2 separate regions of the Homo sapiens genome follow, and region 2 is linked to region 1. Evidence: chromatin contacts called from ENCODE Hi-C or POLR2A ChIA-PET data. All regions are on one chromosome and are shown on one strand. The core of a region is the stretch at or near the end of the contact, and the rest is flanking DNA. Distances in the headings are between cores, read along the strand shown. Region 1 holds the start of VHL (von Hippel-Lindau tumor suppressor). Region 2 overlaps IRAK2 (interleukin 1 receptor associated kinase 2).

What was found. Hi-C counts contacts between places; a loop is a spot of excess contacts on that map. ChIA-PET counts read pairs that join two places held with the same protein, here RNA polymerase II (POLR2A). Pooled maps may share reads with other maps.
Region 2: a loop to region 1 is called in a map of OCI-LY7, with 11 times the contacts of the local background. The contact joins the enhancer-like site here to the promoter of VHL in region 1. A Hi-C loop is called at or near these places in 23 of 168 maps with a recorded cell type or tissue (B cell, CD4-positive, alpha-beta T cell, CD4-positive, alpha-beta memory T cell and 17 more), 37 of 37 single-sample maps with no recorded cell type and 29 of 50 pooled maps. POLR2A ChIA-PET finds 5 or more read pairs at or near these places in 22 of 52 experiments (A549, B cell, CD4-positive, alpha-beta T cell and 16 more).

What each region holds. Positions count from the first base shown.
Region 1 is chr3:10,140,002-10,143,027 of GRCh38, reverse strand. VHL (von Hippel-Lindau tumor suppressor) reads right to left here and starts at 1,250. Exons shown (of 3, transcript NM_000551.4): 1 at 841-1,250. The coding sequence starts at 1,180. It also overlaps the pseudogene LOC124906359. RefSeq lists an enhancer at 1-333.
Region 2 is chr3:10,223,815-10,226,840 of GRCh38, reverse strand. IRAK2 (interleukin 1 receptor associated kinase 2) reads right to left here. Exons shown (of 13, transcript NM_001570.4): 10 at 408-470. Among named protein-coding and RNA genes, the nearest start is that of TATDN2, 23 kb to the left of the region's middle. RefSeq lists a silencer at 122-416 and enhancers at 530-579, 755-1,537. Within about 2 kb of position 1,425, at least 13 of the 41 ENCODE cell types and tissues checked have a DNase peak (open chromatin) inside an H3K27ac peak, as active enhancers do; they include CD4-positive, alpha-beta T cell, CD8-positive, alpha-beta T cell, GM12878 and 4 more, where a contact is called at or near this core.

The sequences.
Region 1 (3,026 bases), core at 1-2,500:
TCTTACCTAGGGTTGGCTAGTTCCTACTCCATCCTGCTCTCTTCCTTCTCCGGGAAGTGCTCCTTAACTGAAACCACACAACCGCAACCCCTCCATCTCCCAGCAGGCAGGTAAGTCAATTTCCCACGCCACACACGGTCGGCTCTTCCGGCGCCAACATGACCCTGGCTTGTTCCTGTCTTTGCATCTGTCAGTCTCCCCAGGAGGAATGTGTTCTCCACGAGGGCAGGGACTACGCAGAACTGGCCCACTGGAGTCATGAGGACTGAACAGATGGGGTGTTAAGGATGCAGCTTTTCTTTGAGGGGAAAATACACGTGGGGTGGGGGACTGGGGGGAGCCACCTTCAAATGCAAACTATTCGGCCTTATAAAGAATGCTCTGGGCCGGGCGCGGAGGCTCATGCCCATAAGCCCAGCACTTTGGGAGGCCGAGGCGGGCGGATCACGAGGTCAGCAGTTCGAGACCAGCCTGACCAACATGGTGAAACCCCGTCTCTACTAAAAATATAAAAATCAGCCGGGCGCGGTGGCGCACGCCTGTAATCCCAGCTACTCAGGAGGCTGAGGCAGGAGAATCGCTTGAACCCGGGAGGCGGAGGCTGCAGTGAGTCGAGATCGCGCCACTGCACTCCAGCCTGGGCGACAGAGCGAGACTCCGTCTCAGAAAAAAAAAAAAAAAAAAAAGAATGCTCTGACGCTTACGAGCAGCGTCACCCTGGATGTGTCCTGCCTCAAGGGGCCTCAGTTCCCCGTCTGCAAAATGGACCCCGGGGCGGTAGAGGGGCTTCAGACCGTGCTATCGTCCCTGCTGGGTCGGGCCTAAGCGCCGGGCCCGTACCTCGGTAGCTGTGGATGCGGCGGCCCGTGCCAGGCGGCAGCGTTGGGTAGGGCTGCGGCTCGCCGTCGAAGTTGAGCCATACGGGCAGCACGACGCGCGGACTGCGATTGCAGAAGATGACCTGGGAGGGCTCGCGCGAGTTCACCGAGCGCAGCACGGGCCGCGGCCGCCCGGCCTCCATCTCCTCCTCGGCGCCCAGTTCCTCCGGGCCGGACTCTTCCGGGCCGGACTCCTCGGCGCCCGACTCCTCCCCGCCGTCTTCTTCAGGGCCGTACTCTTCGACGCCTGCCTCCTCCGCGCCTACCTCGGCCTCGTCCCAGTTCTCCGCCCTCCGGGGCATTCCCTCCGCGATCCAGACCACCCGGGCCGGACGCCGCGGGATCCGCGGGTCGGACGCGGGGCGGAGCTGCGTGCGCGCTCCCGAGTCGACCTCCGTAGTCTTCGCGCGCGCTCGGTAGAGGATGGAACGCGCTCGCGGAAATAGCCGGCCGGAGGCTGTGCGCGTGCGCAGAAGGATCCTCCAGCACCGTAGGCCGTTGTAACGGAGGCGAGGCTAGGCCAACTCGTTACTGTATTTCCACTATAAAATTTTTTTTCGCCCCTCTAAGGTTTGGTGTTTTTTTTTTTTTTGAGACAGGGTCTCACTCTGTCGCCCGGGCTGGAGTGCAGTGGCGCGAGCTTGGCTCACTGCAGCCTTGACCTCCCTGGCTCAAGCGATCGTCTCGCCTCAGCCTCCCGAGTAGTTGGTACTGTAGGCGCGCACCACCATGCCCGACTAATTATTTTTATTTGTTGTTTGAAACGGAGTCTCGCTATGTTGCCTAGGCTGGTCTCGAACTCCTGGGTTCAAGTGATCCTCCTGCCTTGGCCTCTCAAAGTGCAGGGATTACAGGCCTTAGCCACTGTGCCTGGTGGACTAACTGAATTTTTTTTTTCTTCATGTCAGACGCGCAATGTGCCGACGTCGTAACAAGGTTCGAGGGTGGCGCATCTCACACGGGAACACCCAATCATCACGCTTATAAAGTACAAAAAGTCAACTAACTGAATTCTTACAAGGCATGGGTGATTAGTAAAGAGGGAAAAATAATTAGACCTACTATGTGCAGAGCACTCTGGTGGAAATTGGAAAATCAGATATTTACTTCAGAGCAATTAAAACTACAAACATAAACACTCATTAACTTTGTTCATTTTACAAATATTTATTAAGGCCCTACTATGTACCACCTATGGTGATAAGTGTTGAAAATATTGTAAAAACCGGTCATGTTTCCTGCCTTCACTGCACTTCAATAAAAGCGTCATACGGTAATCAATCACACAAATAAAATAGCAACTATGGCCGGGTGCAGTGGCTCATGCCTGTAATCCCAGTACTTTGGGAGGCTGAAGTGGGCTGATCACAAGGTCAGGAGTTCTAGACCAGCCTGACAACATGGTGAAACCTCGTCTCTACTAAAAATACAAAAATTAGCCTGGCGTGGTGGTGCGCGCATGTAATCCCAGCTACTTAGGAGGCTGAGGCAGGAGAATTGCTTGAACCCGGGAGGCGGAGGTTGCAGTGAGCTGAGATTGTGCTACTGCACTGCAGCCTGGGTGACAGAATGAGACTCTGTCTCAAAAAAAAAAAAAAAAAAAGTGCAACTGTGACTAGTACGACAAAAAGAGACAGGGTACTATAGAAGGCTAAAGATCTGGGGGTCAAGGAAGATGGTACACAATTCTGTGTAATTAAATGTTCAATGATGTGGGATGGACTCAAGTGGAGAAGCAGCTCAGAAAAAGAAGGGTTCAGAGAGTTTTATATTAGTTAAAAATAATTTTTTTTTAGACAGTCTCGCTTTATCACCCAGGCTGGAGTGCAGTGGCTCAGTCTCAGCTCACTGCAACCTCCATCTGCCGAGTTCAAGTGATTATCGTGCCTCAGCCTCTGGAGTAGCTGGGATTACAGGTGTGTGCCACCACACCCAGGTAATTTTTGTACTTTTAGTAGAGACGGGGTTTCACCATGTTTGCCAGGCTGGTCTTGAACTCCTCACCTCAGGTAATCTGCCTGCCTTGGTTTTCCCAAGTGCTGGGATTACAGGTGTGAGCCACCGTGCCCAGCTCAAAAATAAATTTCAAGTAGAAAGAAAAAAATCTATCAAGTGCCAGACACTGTGCTAAGCATCCCACGTGAATTA
Region 2 (3,026 bases), core at 176-2,675, 84 kb before region 1:
CCGAGTAGCTGGGATTACAGGCACATGCGACCACACCTGGATAATGTTGGGGGTTTTTTGTAAGTTTTTTCTTTTCTTTTTTTTTAATAGAGACAGGGTTTCACCATGTTGGCCAGGCTGGTCTTGAACTCCTGGTCTCAAATGATCCACCCACATCAGTCTCCCAAAGGCTGTGATCACAGGCATGAGCCACCGCACCAAGCCCCAGATGCTATTATCATGAAAAAGCAATGGTTGGCTGGCAGGTGGGGATGGGAGGTTAAAGCTGCTTTGTGGGGATGCAAATGCAACCTTGTACCGGGCCTCATTTGCATGTGTAAAACTAGCTAGAATTGAGGTCGTTGCCCTCTCTACAGAGCTGTGAGGCCCAAATATACCTCCCAGCCAGATGTGACAAGTTCCCTTACCAGGTAAACCGGGCTTCGGTTGTTATCCATTGCAGGGATGCCCGTGAGGACCTCGGCCAACACCTGGAGAGAACAGAACGTGAGTTAGCATGGTTCAGACGCTCGTGCACACAGCCAGGCAGCAGATTCTGTCTTCTCTTCTCAGTTCTGAGCTCCAGGTGCAGCTCTGCCATTGCCAGCAGACACACCTGCCCAAAATCTGGAACATGGGAATATCACTAAACACCTCCTCCAATTAAAGATGCCACCAAGCTGCCAGTGGAAGGTTGTAATTAATTGATAGCCAGGCAGAGAAGATGGTTTTCAAAAATTCATGTGTGTGTGTGTTTATATGTATTACCATAAGATATATATAGGTATAGATAAATATAGATACACACACACGTATATATACACTATTTTTTAAAGATTGTTTCATTTAAAAATCCTTCAGCTGGCTGGGCACGGTGGATCATGCCTGTAATCCCAGCACTTTGGGAGGCTGAGGTGGGCGGATCACGTGGTCAGGAGATCGAGACCATCCTGGCTAACACAGCGAAACCCCGTCTCTACTAAAGATACAAAAAAATGAGCCAGGCGCGGTGGCGGGTGCCTGTAGTCCCAGGTGCTTGGGAGGCTGAGGCAGGAGAATGGCGTGAACCTGGGAGGTGGATCTTGCAGTGAACTGAGATCGCACCACTGCACTCCAGCCTGGGCGACAGAGCAAGACTCCGTCTCAAAAAAAAAAAAAAACACCAAAAAACCTTCAGCTATGGCAAGCAGGCATTGCTCTGTGAATCTCAGGGAAGGAAAGACTCTGCATGCAGGCAGGTATCTATTCTAGACAAATCTTGCAGCATCCATAGCATGTTTCACTCACAGGCCTTTACTAACATTATTTATTCATTAGCGCATCCACTCGCAGAAGGAGCACAACCCTGTATACGTGTAAGTCACCACAAAATTGGCAAACCATGATATATGTCTTCATAAACAGGAAACTGCTTTGAACAGGGTTTCTCAGTAGAGACAATGCTATGATGGCTAAGGGCTCTACAGTCAGGCCTGAGTTCAAATTCTGACTCTGTTCCTTATATGCTCAGGTGATCTTTAGGCAAGTAACTAAAACCTGAGCCTCAGTGTCCTCATCTGTTAAATGGGGACTAGCAGTTGTGAATATTAAAGGTGTGAAGACCCCACACTTAGTGTGGAACCTCTCTCCCACAGCATCTCTCAAAGCAAGTCAGAATAGGGTCACATTTATAGCCAAGAATCCCTCCAAGCCTGGAGGAAGGAAAGGATAAAGGTTTTAAACCACCCAGGATTAATAACAGACTGGCAGTGACCAGAAAAGGGCAGCAGAGGGCATCACTGCTGCAAGTGGGACAGGAGCCAATTGAAAAGGGACTCCTGACAGGTCCCTGCCAGGAAGGGACAGAACAAGGGGAAATGAATAAACAAAGACTTCCTGTGCCCCTTTCACAGAGCAGGCTCTGAGCCAAGTCCTTTATAGAGGTCACTGAGCACTCACCAAAAAACACTGAGCAATGCACTGTGATCCCCACAGGAGGAATCAAAGTTCAAAAGCGTTATCAGTCAACCAGAGGCAGGGCTGAGCAAAAGGGTGGCAGGAGCCAGGAGGCATTCAATGAATGAATGGATGGATGGGTGGTAGATGGATGGATGGATGGATGGATGGATGGATGGATGGATGGATGGATGGATGGGTATGTGGGTGGGAGGGTGGGTGCATGGGTGGATGAATAGATGGATAGGTGGGAGGGTGAATGGATGGATGAGGAAGTCATCTGTGACGCTAACACACCAGTTAGAAGGTCAAGAGTAAACAGATATCAGAAGGAGGGTGTAAAGGTGGGAATAACAATAACCACAGTCATCATAATATTCTTGGTAGGTGCAGGGTGCAGGGTGCCATGCTCACCTGCTTATATACATTATCCCATTCATCTCCATGTGTATCGTTAGCCCCATCTTACAGAAGGCTTAACTGAGGCCCAGAGACAGAAGTGCTAGGTGTAAGTCACACAGCTGAAAGTAACTGAGCCGGGCCTAGGGGTTCTATCCCCCTGGTTCTTTTTTTTCTTTTTTTTTTTTTTTGAGACAGAATCTTGCTCTGTTGCCCAGGCTGGAGTGCAATGGCGCGATCTCGGCTTACTGCAACCTCTGCCTCCCAGGTTCAAGTGATTCTCCTGACTCAGCCTCCCAGGTAGCTGCGATTACAGGCACATGCCACCACACTCAGCTAATTTTTGTATTTTTAGTAGAGCCGGGGTTTCACCATGTTGGCCAGGTTGGTCTTGAACTCCTGACCTCAGGTGATCTGCCCACATCGGCCTCCCAAAGTACTGAGATTTTAGGCATGTGCCACCACTCCCTGCCCATCCCCCTGGTTCTTAAAGGAGAAGGAGCCTGGACTAGCCCTGCTGAGCTTCACTGAACAACTTGCAGTGGGGCTGAGGGAGGCAGAGGAACCAGCTGGGAGACACGGAGGTGCAGAATCTGGGGTTCTGGCTGAGGGCAGAGGTGACTCAGGGCCACGGTTCTGGTAGCAGAGGTAGACAGACAGGAGACTGTGGTCAGAGAGAGGAAGTACAGAGTTCAAGGCTAGAGAAGAAAAGA